2 separate regions of the Homo sapiens genome follow, and region 2 is linked to region 1. A link is a contact called in ENCODE Hi-C or POLR2A ChIA-PET data. All regions are on one chromosome and are shown on one strand. The core of a region is the stretch at or near the end of the contact, and the rest is flanking DNA. Distances in the headings are between cores, read along the strand shown.

Region 1 (7,589 bases), core at 324-2,823:
CAGTCCAGTAGAAATTTCTGCAATGATGGAAATGTTCCATAACTACTCTGTCCAGTATGGTAGCCACTAGACATATGAGGCTATAGAGCACTTAAAATGCAGCTAGTGCCACCGAGGAGCTGAATTTTTAATTATATTTAATTTTAATTAATTTAGAACTTTAAAACCACACATGGATATTAACTATTGAGGTGGGCAGTACAGCCTAGGGGGTACTGCCACATTCTTGGTTATGATTTATCCTTCTCTTTTGGCTTTCTAACACCTGAAGAAAATCTCTCTTCCTTTCTTGTTGTCCCCAAAACACATCTTATCTCTCCTTGGGGACGTCATCCGCAATCTCTATGATGGTATTCATTTTCTATTTATTTACTTATTTATTTATAATATCTTATTTTTAGAGTCAGAGTCTTGCTATGTTGCTCAGGCTGGCCTCCAACTTCTGGCCTCAAGTGATCTCCCACCTCAGCCCCCTAAAGCTTAATTTTCATAAAAAACTGAAAAAGCCTCAAATCCTTCTATTTGTCCCACCCTGCAAAAGGGCTGAGATAAAAAAAATGCCAAGGATTTGGCTACCTCCTTGAAATTGAAAAGAAAGAAGTATAGGGAAGACAAACGTGAGCCAATATGTCAATAAATTGCCATGCCGTGGTGATATAGTTTGGATGTTTGTCCCTGCCCAAATCTCATATTGAAATGTAATCCCCCACATTGGAGGTGGAGCGTGGTGGGAGGTGGAGCGTGGTGGGAGGTGATTGGATCATGGGAGTAGATTTCACATGAATGGTTTAGCATCATCTGCTTGGTACTGTCCTTGGAATAGTGAGTGAATTCTCGTGAGATCTGGTCATTTAAAAGTGTGTGGCACCTCCCCTCCTCTCTCTCTCTGTCTTCCTTACTCCTACTTTCACCATGTGACATGCCTGCTTTCCCTTCGCCTTCCTCCATGACTGTAAGCTTCATGAGGCTTCCCAGAAGCTGAGCAGATGCCAGCACCATGCTTCCTGTATAACCTGCAGAACCGTGAGCAAATGAAACCTCTTTTCTTTATAAATTACCCAGTCTCAGGTATTTCCTTATAGCAATGCAAGAACAGACTAACACACACAGTAATACAGTATGACTTAGGTAGGTATCTGAATGATGTGACACCACCCTTGTGTCACATCTGTCAAGAGCTTCAGTCTAATGTGTGTATAGCACTCCGTGGTTTACCAAACCTCACACCACTGAACATGTCGCTACATTGCTCCGACTTTACACACAAAGGAATGGAGGTTGGGAGCAGTTAGCAGAAGCTTAAGCAAGTGATTTCTGTAACTATGGTGAGACTTGAATCCACCCCTACACAGCATCCTGGGCTGGCCACTCTGCAGGGCAGATGGAGAGTGATTTACAAGCAGAGTTTTCCGCTCAGCCAAGATTGGAGATTCAGATGCTTCCCCTCTTGGCCATATTTTCTTTTGCAAATAATCAGGCAAATAACCTGATCAGGCAAATAACCAAAGAGATTATTTGCATAATGTTATTGCTTTGGTGTGTTATTTGTTGGAGTGTGTTAAATAACCACGAATGTTTATTAGTCAGCTCTTCCTCTGCCAGCAGAAGAATGTGGTCCCTGAGATACTTTCACATCCTGTTGTGGTGTTGAAGTAATTAGGAGGGTGTAACAGGGAGGGGGTTAACCCTTGTTGCAGCCCTGGCTGAGGGGAACATATAGATACAAGCTCGTTAAGAGCACAGTCAGTTAGTAGCCTGACATTAGTCCTTGAGAAGTTACCCTTAATCAGACATCCAAATTTCCCTAACATTGTCTGATTCTTTAGGAAAATACAGAATCATCTATTGGCTACGTTTACAAATGTTTTGGTTGATTTCTATGGTCACCCTCTACCCTAATCCAGAACAGAACAGACTGAATATTTAAGGATCATCCTATGTAAATTCAGTTCATTCAACCTCTGCTTTTTAAAAATCTCCTCCTTATGGGTGTTTGCCCCATAATCTTTGCTTACTTTCCAGGTGCTGAGCTTGACCTGCTGAGGAGTCTGTCAGTCTCAGGCTGCTGCTAGTCCCTTGATAAGATAGACGCATTTCCCTGAGAGATATATTTTAAACATATCACTTCCTTCTGGTTTTTAAGATCATTCTGCTGTCTCTTGAACATCTTCAAGGTAGCCCTAAGCCTGCTGGCCTCACCCGCCCCAGTAGGAAGCATGCCCAAGATGGTCCTTTCCCCACCCAGAGAGAGAATCACCATGCCCTGTCTCCTGAACATGACTTTGACTCTACAGTCAAAAAAAAATCCCTTGGGCCTTTGTTTCCTACTTCACCCTGCGGGTCCCAGGGTAGTCTGCTCTCTGTTGTCCTCCAGGTCCCCTTCTAGATTCCATTCTCCTGCTGACTAATGGTGTCTGGAATGACGTTCTAGAAATTATTTTCCTCTCCAGGAACAACTTAAGGGGAGGAAGAAGAGGATGCCAGCTAGGAAATCGTGTCTACTGATTCCTAGTTTGTCTTTCACTTGCCTGGAATGGTAACCCCAGATATTTCCAAGAGGTTTCAGTCTATACCTACTTTAGCTTATTCCTGAAAGCATAAACGCCACTCACATAAGCCTTTATCTGGTAAAAGAAAGGAGAAGTGGGGGTGGGGGCTGGAAATGATGGGGAAGCAACTTGACTGGTTTGAGGGGGGATGTTTACAGTGTTGGGGTGAGGCAGGGTGCCTGGAGCAACACATTGTGAATTCTGGAATTTTCTTCTTCTTCTTCTTCTTCTTTTTTTTTAATTAGAGACAGGGTCTTGTTCTGTACTCCAGGCTGGAGTGCAGTAGCACAATCATAACTCACTGTAACCTCAAACTCCTGGACTCAAGCGATCCTCCCGCCTCAGATTCCCAAGTAGCTAGGACTACAAGTGTGCTTCACCATGCCTGGCTAATTTTTAAATTCTTTAATGTAGAGATGATGTCTCACTATATTGCCCAGACTGATCTTGAACTCCTGGGATCAAGCGATAACTTGTTGTTATAATAGTTAATATTATTGTTAGTAATGAGCTATTCCTAATAAGGACCATTCAAGTTATTGCTTTGGCAGAGGAGCAATTAAAGAGTAGATTCTTTCCAATTTTCCTCTTAGAGGGTGGGAATTTTTTTTTATTTTTTTTTTTTGAGATGGAGTCTCACTTTGTCACCCAGGTGGGAGTACAATGTCGTGGTCTTGGCTCACTGCAACCTCTGCCTCCCGGGTTCAAGCGGTTCTCTTGCCTCAGCCTCCAGAGTAGCTGGGACTACAGGTGCGTGCCACCACACCCGGCTACTTTTTTTGTGTGTATTTTTAGTGGAGAGAGTGTTTCACCATGTTGGCCAGGCTGGTCTCGAACTCCTGACTTCATGATCTGCCGGTCTCGGCCTCCCAAAGTGCTGGGATTACAGGCGTGAGCCACCGTGCCTGGCTGAGGGTGGGATTTTTAAACTTGGATTTTATCGGCATACGCACTGGGGCTTACGTTTGTCATAAACACTAGAAAAAACAAAACACTGTCCACTTAATTTGAAGGCAACAAGGCATGGTGCAGCTGATCTGTTTTCCAAAGCTGCAGCCATAGGTCCCTTTTCCTTCTCCACTGTCACCCGAGCCATGTTCCTAGCTGGTCTCTATTACAGTCTTCGCCAAGGACAAACTCTGACTCAGGAGACAGTGACAGGAGGCAATCTGTCATGTTTCTCAGTCAGTGACACTCTCCCAACCAGCATCACTCAACCCACCCTCACCCCAGACACTAGATTCCCACCCTAGGGCAGCTAATCCAGACGTAAGGCATCTAATCGGAGACCTTTTCCCTTCCTCCTTTTCATTCCATCCCCCACAGCAAAGCTGTCATCTTGTGTGTTAAACATTCCTGGCCTTGCCAAGTAACTGAATAATGGGATAAGCTGCTTGTATTGTGACAATGGGTTGTAACAGCCAGAGCCTAGGATGGGAGCGGTGCTCATGCCTTCAAGGGCAGGTGGGTACCAATGTGAGATGTTGGGTATGCCATAATTGGGAAATACTGGGCTGACGGCAACTTGGGTAGCAGCAAAAACTCTGCCTATAGGGATTATCTTAGTTCGTTTTATGCTTCTATAACAGAATTCCTGAAACTACGTAATTTATAAGAACAGAGATTTATTTCTTACAGTTCTAAAGATTGGGACGTTCAAGGTTGAAGGGCTGGCATCTGGCAAGGGCTTCTCGGTGCATCATCCCATGAAGGAAGGCAGAAGGTCAAGAGATCACGCACATGAGAGAAAGAGGGAAGGGGCTGAACTCATGCTTTTATCCGGAAGCCACTCCTGCAATACAGGCCTTAATCCATCCAGGAGGGCTCTGCCTCTTCACCCTCATGACCTACTCATCTCTTAAAGGTCTCACCTCTCAGTGCTGTTGCATTGGGGATGTTTCCAACACAAGAACTTTGGAGGACACATTCAAACCCAAGCAGGAATTTAAATTTGATTCAAAATGCTGGTGGCTATAGTTTGTTGTCCCAGATGAAAGTGTGAACTTCTTGTTTTAATCAATCAGTAAAAGGCTAAGGCCCTCTTTTTTTGTTGTTTGTTTTTTTGAGACGGAGTTTTGCTCTTGTTGCCCAGGCTGGAGTACAATGGTGCGATCTCGGCTCACTGCAACCTCCGCCTCCTGGGTTCAAGTGATTCTCCTGCCTCAGCCTCCCGAGTAGCTGGGATTATAGGCATGTGCCACCATGCCCTAATTTTGTATTTTCAGTAGAGATGGGGTTTCTCCATGTTGGTCAGGTTGGTCTCGAACTCCCGACCTCAGGTGATCTGCCTGCCTCGGCCTCTCAAAAGTGCTGGGATTATAGGCGTGAGCCACTGCACTCTTTTAAGAACCCAAGTTTGGTGTTCTGAGGTGAAGGGCTGCATGAGATAAGAATATGGTTGGGATAATTTTGAGCATGTTCTTCATTAGCAAAAGAAATGTTTCTCCTGAACAAAAGTTGCCAAGGGCATTGAAGTTAAAATGTTTTGATAAAGATAACGGAAAGCAGTCCTGCCAGCCCATTGGCCATCATGGTTCTCAAAGACTTAGGGAGGAGAAAAAACTTTGGAGCTGGAATCTGCAATTCTGTTGTTGGTTCTGGGTCTAGAAATGGAAAACTAGGCCCTGCTGGAAACAAAAAGAGCATCTCCCTGATAAGACCAGCAGGCAGATAAGAGGGGTTTGTGGGGTTTTATTAGGCTCAGAAGCCTCAGAGCTAAACTTCTAGATTTTAAAACAGTTTAGAGTAAGATTTATGGAACAAGATCAGTGATTAGTAATCTGTAATTATAGTGAGATAAAGTACTACTTGTATAATATACATGTTCTTTCTAAGAATTCATAAGCAAGGAAAAATAATGAGAAAGATTTAAGGGCCAGGTGCAGTGGCTCATGACTGTAATCCCACCACTTTGGGAGGCTGAGACAGGTAAATTGCTTGAGCTCAAGAGTTCAAGATCAGCCTGGGCAACATGGCAAAACCCCATCTCTACAAAAAAATAAAGAAATAAAAATTAGCCAGTCGTGGTGGTGTGTGCCTATAGTCCCAGATACTCACTCTGGAGGCTGAGGTGGGAGGATCACTTGAGCTCAGGAGGTGGAAGTTGCAGTGAGCCAAGATCACATCAGTCAAGCCTGGGTGATTAAATCTTTTAAAAATATTTAAAAGACATAGACACTAAAAATAAAATTAGTTGAGTATTCTATTCCAGGTACTGTCTTAAGCACTAACTTAAACTGTCGTACACACTAACTTAAACTTCTTAACAACACCCTAAGAAAAAGGTATAATTATTCACATTTTACAGATGAGGACATTGAGGATCAGAGAGATTAAGAAACTTGTCCAACTCACCCAACCAGTACATGACTCTAGGAAACATACTCCTTCTGCTTTGGTTTTTATGGAAAAAACATTATAGATGGAGGGGATGTTCAGGGCTCTGGAGCTTCAGTTAGAGAGGTCTGGGAGGAAGCCTGACCCTTGTGGGATCCATTTTGGTCTAACAATACGATCATTCATGTTCCAAGCCAAAATTGTAGTAGGTAAAATATTTTTGTCTCTCGACTTCCAGATGTCTACCAGGTAAAGAGAAAATTCTTGAGCATGATCTAGAAGGTTCTGTCTAGTTCCCAGCTACAATTCTAGCCTGTCTCCTCTCTCACATGCCTGTAGTCTACCCACCCTAGACTAGCTTCTCATCCTCTGGGCTTGTGCCCCTACTGCTTCCCTTTGCTGGGTGTACCCCAAGTCTGCCTCATGCATTCCTACTCTCTTTTAAAAATCCAGCTTGGGTCATCTCCTCTGTAAGGATGTTCTACCCTTGCCCCCTCACTTCCCAGTCTGATAGACAGACTTAGTCACTGCTTTCATGCTCTCAAACCCCACTGCCTATTTCTCTTAGCGATATCTTTGCATTGTATCACAATGTGTGTTTCAGTCTGATGCATCTTAAGATTTTTAAATGCTTCTGAAAATACAGTGCCTATCTTGGGTATGCCACCTAGTTTGGGCTTTAACCAAATGTTTCTAGACTCTACAAGAGTGCACAATCCTTCAGTTAATAGGGTAGCTCTGGAGGAAAAAAATGTGCATGATCCTCAGACAAAGCACATGTTATTTGTATCTTCAATAACAGGTGCTTTGCCAATTAGCACAGTTCATGTCAGAATTGTTTCTTACAGGTGAAATTAGTGGCATGTTGATTAACATGATGAAAGTTAGAAATGGGATCTGTTTGGTGAATATAAAGATAAGTAGACTAGTTAAAAGAGCTTAGAGACTCTCCACTCTTGCATGAATAAAATATCCAGCACTCTTAGAATGATGCCTTTACCTGGTCTTGGGCCTAGCCATAAACTGTGGGAGATTCTGGTTGCTCAATGCTGGCTAAACTGGCAGCATTATTCTGCCTCTGGAATCCCAGAAATTGTCTTAGAGAACTTTGCAAGGAAGATTATATGAACCACTTTTTTGCTTGCTCACTAACAAATATTTAGTTAACAAGCGTCTGTGTATGCAGCAGAATTTGGCCAGTGGCTTGCTTTGTTCATGATTGTGTAACATTTGTGGAGAAGAATAGCTAGCAGTTCTGACTTAACAACTCCTAGGTTGCAATCATCCGCACATGACCTATCTGGCTCGGGTCAGTTTTCAACACCCACTCACTGGAGTGTGTCCATACTGCTTCCCTATTTTCCAGGTGGTTCTTATCTATTTAATAACAACTTACTTCTTCAGGAGAAATAGACTATGCATTATTACATTAACTATTCACTCTGATTGTAAAACCACATCCCAATTTCAAAAGTATTAAAAGATTAAAGAAATGTGCATCTTGGCCAGGCACGGTGGCTCACACCTGTAATCCCATCACTTTGGGTGGCTGAGGCAGGTGGATCACCTGAGGTCAGGAGTTCGAGACTGGCCAATATGGTGAAACCCTGTGTCTACTAAAAATACAAAAAATTAGCCAGGCGAAGTGGCAGGCGCCTGTAATCTCAGCTACTAGGGAGGCTGAGGCACGAGAATCTCTTGAAT
Region 2 (7,104 bases), core at 1,261-3,760, 110 kb after region 1:
ACAGAAATTGTCTAAGGAGTGACATCAGCAAGATGGTGGACTAGGAGGCTCTGACCCTCCTCCCCCACCAAATAAACAACAATTTGGCAATTATCCAGGGACTGAAAGAGCACTGGGAGAGCTCCGGAGTGAGGTTAAGAAGCTACAGCCACCCAGTGGAGCACAAAAACTGAGGACAGCCATATAGAAAAGTATAGAAAGCATTTTACCTGAGTAACTCCGCTCCCCTAGGGCCAGCTTATACACTGAAAATTATAATACATTGATGAAGAAATTAAAGAAGACACAGATAAATAGAAAGAAATCTTGTTTTCATGGATCAAAAGAATATTGTTAAAATATCCATACTACCCAAAGTGATCTACAGATTCAATGACATTTCTATTAAAATTCCAAAGGCATTCTTTATAGAAATAGAAAAAATATTCTAAAATTTATATGAAATCACAAAAACCTCTGAATAGTCCAAGCAATGTTGAGTAAGAAGAGCCAAGTTGGAAGCAACAGCTGTCTAGATTTCAAAATATATTACAAAGCTATAACAATCAAAACAGCATGACACTGGCATAAAACAGACATATAAGCCAATAGAACAGAATAGAGAGCCCAGAAATAAATACACTCATTAACTGATCTTTCACAAAGGTGCCAAGAAAACACAACGGGGAAAAGATTGTCTCTTCAACAAATGGTATTGGGAAAACTGGATATCCACATGCAGAAGAATGAAATTGGACCCTTATCTCACACTATATACAAAAATCAACTCAAAATAAAGACTTAAAAGTAAGATCTAAAATCAGAAAGACTACTAGAATAAAACATAGGGAAAAAGCTTTTTGATCTTTGTTTGGGCAATGATTTTTCTTGGATATAACCCCAAAAAGCACAGGCAACAAAAGCAAAAATAGAAAAATGGGATTCTATCAAACTAAAAAGCCTCTGTACAGCAAAGGAAACAATCAACAAAGTGAAAGGTAACCTACGAAGTGGGAGAAAATATTTGCAAACCACGTATCAGATGAGGGTTTAACATCCAAAATATATAAGGAATTCATAACAACTTAATGGCAAAATCAAACAACCCAATAAAAAATGGGCAAAGGACATAGACATTTATCAGAGAAGATATACAAACGGCTGATAGGTGTATAAAAAGGTGCTCAACATCACTAATAATCAGGAAAATGCAAATTAAAATCACAATATAATATTACCTCTCACCTGTTAGAACGGCTATTATCAAAAAGACAAAAGATAGCATGTGTTGGTGAGGATGTGGTGAAAAGGAAACCCTTGTACACTCTTGGTGGAAATGTAAATTGGTATAGCTATTACGGAAAACAGTATGGAGGTTCCCCAAAAAGTTAAAAATAAAACTACCATATGACTTAGCAGTCTCATTTCTGGGTATATATGCAAAGGAAATGAAATCAGTACCCTGAAGAGATATGAATACTCCAATGTGCAATGAAGCATTATTCACAATACCCAAGATATAGAAACAACCTAAATGTCTACAATAGATAAGTGATTTTTAAAAATGTGGTATATATGTATACATATACAAAACAGAATATCATTCAGCCTAAAAAAAGAAGGAGATCCTGCCGTTTGCAACAACATGGATGAATCTGAAGGATATGATACTAAGTAAAATAAGCCAAACACAGAAGGACAAATATTTCAGGATCTCACTTATATGTAGAATCTAAAATAGTCAAACTCATAGAAGTGGAGAGTAGAATGACGGTTACCAGGGGCTGGCGGGGAGGAAGAAATGTGGAGACATTGATCAAAGGGTATAAAGTTTCAGTTTTGCAAGATGAGTAAGTTCTGGACATCTAACATACGTCAATGTGACTATGGGTAAATTGTGTGAGGTGAAGATACGTTAGTTAGCTTGACTGTGGCTGTCATTTTACAATACATGTGTAAATCAAAACACCAAGTTGTATACCTTAAATGTGTACAAGTTTTAATTATACCTCAATAAATTCTGGCTATCATTCCACAATACATACATATATCAAAACACCAAATTGTACACCTTAAATGTGTTCAATTTTTTTATTGTACCTCAAAAAAGCTAAAAAAAGTCATGAATAAAAAGACTAGAAATTGCCTGGAAACAAAAATGCTTTCAATCTATCAGGGATTCTTAACTTGGGGTCTGTGGCTAGATCTCAGGTTCCAGGAAACTGGATGAGAAAAAAATTTATGTCTCTATTTTTACTAAGCTATAATGAAAATTTAGCCTGTCCCTCTGTCATGAATGTAGGTGTGATAGTTGGCTTCCCATGTGGCTCCAGGGACCCCCCTCCTGATGTTCACACACCCGTGCAGTCCCTCCCTTGGAGCCCCACATTGGTCCTGTGACATACGGCACAGGAGGAGTGATGGCTGTTACTTCCGAGATTAGGTTATGAAAGGGTGCAGCTTCTGACTGGGACTCTTGTTCTTTTTCTCCATCACTCACTCTAAGGGAAGCCAGCTGCCATGTCTTGACATGTGACAAGGAACTAAGGCATCCAGCCAAGAGCCAGTGAGAATGTGAGACCAGCCAACAGCCACATGAGTGAGCTTGGAAGTTGGAAGTCAATCTTCCCGCCTTCAGATGGCTGGAGTCCTGGCCAACAACTTGACTTCAACCTCATGGGAGACTCAGAGGAAAAACGCCCAGCTAAGCCCCTCCTAGATTCCCAACCCTTAGAAACTGAGTGTGATATTTGTTATTTTTGAGTTGCTAAGTTGTGTTATGCAGCAATAAATAACACCATAGGCAGCAAACACTGTAGTATTAGCAGTACCTGTGATTCTATCACTTTATCACTAAAATATTTTGTTTATTGATTTTAATATGACTGGTGTCCTTTATGTCCTTTATAATTCTATGTATGTATTTAAATTTTTGCATTTAAAAACATTCTTCTGAGAGGGGATCCATAGGCTTTACCAGACAGCCAAAGGGCACAAAAAAAGGTTAAGAACCCTGAATTTGCAAGTCATAGTTTCTTCCTGGTGATGTGCAGGGGGACAAAAAACACCTCCCAAAGGTGTAATTAAATTCTGCACAGACCACAGCGGCAGGATCTTCCAGGGGTTGGGGCCAGCTGTCCGCTGTGGGGACAGGGATGAGCTTGGTGGGCTGGGCAGGGCTGTCCTCCTCCACAGGAGGGAGGAGCAGCTTCTGCATCCAGCCTGGACTCCTCCAGCACCAGCAGTGCCTCCTGCCCACACTTTGCACCAAACATAGCTCTCCCTTCCCTTTTCATCCAGTGTCAGAATTGCTCTTTTAATTGGCTGACAACCCTGAAGCCGGGAGAATGCAGAGGAATGCAGTCAATGTGCTGACAGCCCGTGTGAGAGTCAGCACAGAGCACCCGCTGGGCTGAGCAGCAGGAGGTGGGCTCCTTCCCAGGGTAGTCCAGAGAAGGAGCTGAATGTGAAACTCCTGTTTGGCATTTCCTGGCCCAGGACAATGGAGATCATCACACCTCCCCTTGATCCTCAGGAATCTGGATGCTCACTGTCTAGAGGGGACTGGACCCCAGAGGCATCTCCCCAGCCCTTCATGGAAAAGTGACCGGCACCAGTACCTCCATTTCCAAGATAAGAGTTTGTGTCCCTGGTCCTAGAGGTTCCAGGCGGAGCTAGGAAAAAGTTAGAGAATGTTGGCCACCTCCAGTGTCAGTCTCAGCTTACAGATGTGGACACTGAGAGCAAGAAAAGTGAAGTGTCTTCTCAGGGTCACAAAATTCATTTGGCAAGAGTCAAATCAAAACCCTGGTGTCCTGACACACTGTGCCTGTCTTATTGACTGTTATATTTCTAAGCCCTGGCAGAGGGCCCAGCACATAGAATGTTGTTGAAGGCATGAGTAAGCACACCCAATCTGAGTGTTCTTTCTGTCCCATCAAACCTTTCTACACTTTCACACAAGGACATGGAAAAAACAGTGGGCCTGGGTGAATCTCTTCATTTTAATTTTCCTCTTTGTCAAAACGAATGGTAAGTTGTCTCCCCATCTCTACTTCCTCCTTTTTCCACTTCAAAATCTAAAAAATCACCCATATTTTGGCAAGCTGTTAGATTACAAGAGTGAATTTTGTTGTAAATTTGGTAATCCTAGGATCATTACTAGTTTAGCTGTAAAATGAAGAGGTACTCTAAGACTATTATAACAAGACAGGAAAGATAGTGCTGGGGACTCTCTGTGACCCATGATGAGACGGGAAGGATGAAGGAGGGACCCCCCACCTCCTCTGAGGCCAGAGCTGAGTCACAGGTATCTGAAGAATTTGTATCTCCCCTGCCTAGAGCAGCGCCATTCATGCATTACATATAGTAGGTGCTCAATAAAGATTAGTTGACTGCTGATTGACTGACAGAGTAGTGAAAGCACCCTGCGAGCTGACCCTAATGGTGGTCACCACAGCCTCCCATGTCTTCTCCCTGCAGATGAGATAGGCCACCAAGACGTGAAGTCCTAAGGGATCCAAGCCAGAGCCAGATCTCCAATGTGCCCTTCCAGGCTCTAGTAATGAGGATATGAGAAGCCCAGGGTGGCAGAATCCAGGTAGACCTCTGTATTGCACATGTGTGCATATACATGCCTTGCCAATGTGTACCTCTGTAATCAGCTAATAGGAACTGGTAGACATCTATAGAGGACAGCCAGCCAGAACAAAGCCGTGGCATCATGATCCCAAAGCTGAAGGAGTTTATCTTCACCATCTCCATTACTGGTCGTAAGTCTTAAGGAGCCACATGGCCACATTGTGGCTTTCAAAAGCAGTCCCTGGCCTTCAGTTTTTCAATGAAGTATACCTCATAACACACAGACACACACACACACACAAAACATATATATATAACACTTATGTATGAAAAGTATACTCTTTTATCTAGAAATATTCCCAGAAAAATCAAGGAAGAAAAACATCAAACATAAAAAAGTATATTCTATTTTAGTGTGTTTCCTTTTTTCCAGTCTCCTGAAAATCCTTGGATGCAGGCTAAGTTGATGAGTTCATGAGTTGGATACAGTATGTGTTTTGAATTTTTATAAAATCCTTGGAAGATTATACCGGATAAGGCAGTTTTTTTCTTCCTGTGACATATTTGAAATAGAAGGAAAAACAGGAGGCATATGCCCCTGAATAGTTTAAGGTAATGTGGTTTTAGCCATTCAGAGCAATAAATATTTATTGACATCCTACTATATATAAGACATTGAGCAAGTGCCTTACAGAGTCAGAAATGAACATGATACATCCCCGTAGATAAGGATTTGTGCCTCTGGGTACCTATAATCTACTATATACACAACAAATGAAGTGTATACACAAATGATAGAAAATGCATGCAGAAAGTGCTAGATGCAGTAAAAGACTCCAAATAACATATTCTGGAATGACAAAGAGCAATTTTAGGAGAATGAAGGGATTAAAGGGTGAATGAGAGGTGAGACTGAGGAGACATAAGTACAGGAATTTAGAGTTAAGAAGGTGAGGACAATATTGAAGTGAATGGCAGGGCCAAAGAAAAAATTCTCTCCAAAGGGGAAGTATGGAACCCATTTCTACCATCCAATCATGTGCTCTCTCTCTCTCTTTCTCCCTCTAGGTTGCAGAATCAAATGTACAAAGCTAAAGGTTAGCATGCCAAAGACCATTTTTTTATTCTCAGAGACCTGAGAAAGGAAGGTTAAAGGGTCCTATGACCAAATTATTTTTCACCTTAAAATCTCTGTCTTTACTTTCCCTAAGTGGTTTTCCATGTCCCTGTCTCCTTAGCAATAATGACCAACGTCAAGATGAAATAAGATGAGAGAAAGTATCTGAGTGCTGTGTTTTGTCTTTCAACCAGGCACCTAAATATATCCACAAATCAATTCTACTCAAAAGGGCGGCTGCCTGGAAGGCACTGGCGTAGGCCTTGATCTCTCAACCCCCTTCTTTCAAATGGCTCTCTGACCTTTTAGAGTTTGCATTTTTTTCTTGGCCAATTTTCTTCAGTAATATTCTTCCTGTTTTCTTTCTAGCCATGATGTTTTATCTAGCCTACCTCTAAATATTATTTCCTCTCTAGCCACACATTAGCTTATTTTAACTACTTATTCTTTCCTGACTATCACCTTTCTACAAACTTCCCACGTCTCTTTGGCACTTTTCCAGCCATTTTCCATCTTACCTCGTATTTTGTGCAGAGTTCATACAAATGTATATATATTATACATATAACTCATTCCCATGGGCAAGCTTCACAGGAAGCATCTTACAAGGCACCATTCATCACATCCCACACTATACCCTGGCCCCAAAAGCTTGTTTAAAGCTCTTCCTCTGATAGCAGATTCTATGTAAGGCAGGCAGAGCAGCATGCTGAGAAGGGACTCTAACTCCCCCTTTCCCTCTCATTTGTCAAGTGAGATCATGTATATGAAAAGGCTTTGAAATTCATTTTATATTATATTATATTATATTTATTTTGAGACAGGGTCTCACTCTGTTGCCCAGGAGCACAGTGGCATGATCATGGCCCAGTGCAGCCTCAAGCTCCCAGGCTCAAGCAATTCTCCTGCCTCAGCCACTCAAGCAGCTGGGATTACAGGCACATTCCACCATGCTCAGCTATTTTTTTTGTCTTTTGTTTGTGTTTGTTTTTGTTTTTGTAGAGACGGGGTTTCGCCGTGTCTCCCAGGCTGGTCTAGAACCCCTGGGCTCAGGCGATCCCCTTGCTTCAGCCTCCCAAAGTGCTTAAATTACAGGCATGAGTCACTGTGCCCAGCGCAGTTTTGAAAATTTTAAAGCATGTCCCTGCTGTTATTACAGTTTGTTTTCTTGCACATTAAACAAGAATTTATTGAGAAACGTCTGTGTGTCAGGCATTAGAGGTAAAATGTGAACAAGATAGTGTGGTCTAAGATGCAAAAGGAAAGGAAGGAAGGAAGGAAGGAAGGAAGGAAGGAAGGGAGGGAAAAAAAATTGCACAGTTCCTGGCTTCATAATTCTTACAGTCTACAGCAGAACATGGGTGTTAATCAAATGTTATATGATTAGGTATAAAATGACCACTGGGCTCATTTTATACCTAGTGCTA

The links. A loop is a pair of places that touch in the nucleus more often than their neighbours do. ChIA-PET counts read pairs that join two places held with the same protein, here RNA polymerase II (POLR2A). Pooled maps may share reads with other maps.
Region 2: a loop to region 1 is called in a pooled map, with 7 times the contacts of the local background. The contact joins two enhancer-like sites. A Hi-C loop is called at or near these places in 8 of 50 pooled maps. POLR2A ChIA-PET finds 5 or more read pairs at or near these places in 3 of 52 experiments (Caco-2, activated CD4-positive, alpha-beta T cell and activated CD4-positive, alpha-beta memory T cell).

Annotation. Positions count from the first base shown.
Region 1 is chr5:54,609,103-54,616,691 of GRCh38, forward strand. It overlaps a transcript of SNX18 not described here. Among named protein-coding and RNA genes, the nearest start is that of SNX18, 95 kb to the left of the region's middle. Within about 2 kb of position 1,574, at least 5 of the 41 ENCODE cell types and tissues checked have a DNase peak (open chromatin) inside an H3K27ac peak, as active enhancers do.
Region 2 is chr5:54,716,266-54,723,369 of GRCh38, forward strand. All of the region lies in intron 1 of LINC02998 (long intergenic non-protein coding RNA 2998), which reads right to left. The region is part of intron 2 of LOC105378969 (a long non-coding RNA gene); the gene reads left to right. Among named protein-coding and RNA genes, the nearest start is that of LINC02998, 24 kb to the right of the region's middle. Within about 2 kb of position 2,511, at least 7 of the 41 ENCODE cell types and tissues checked have a DNase peak (open chromatin) inside an H3K27ac peak, as active enhancers do.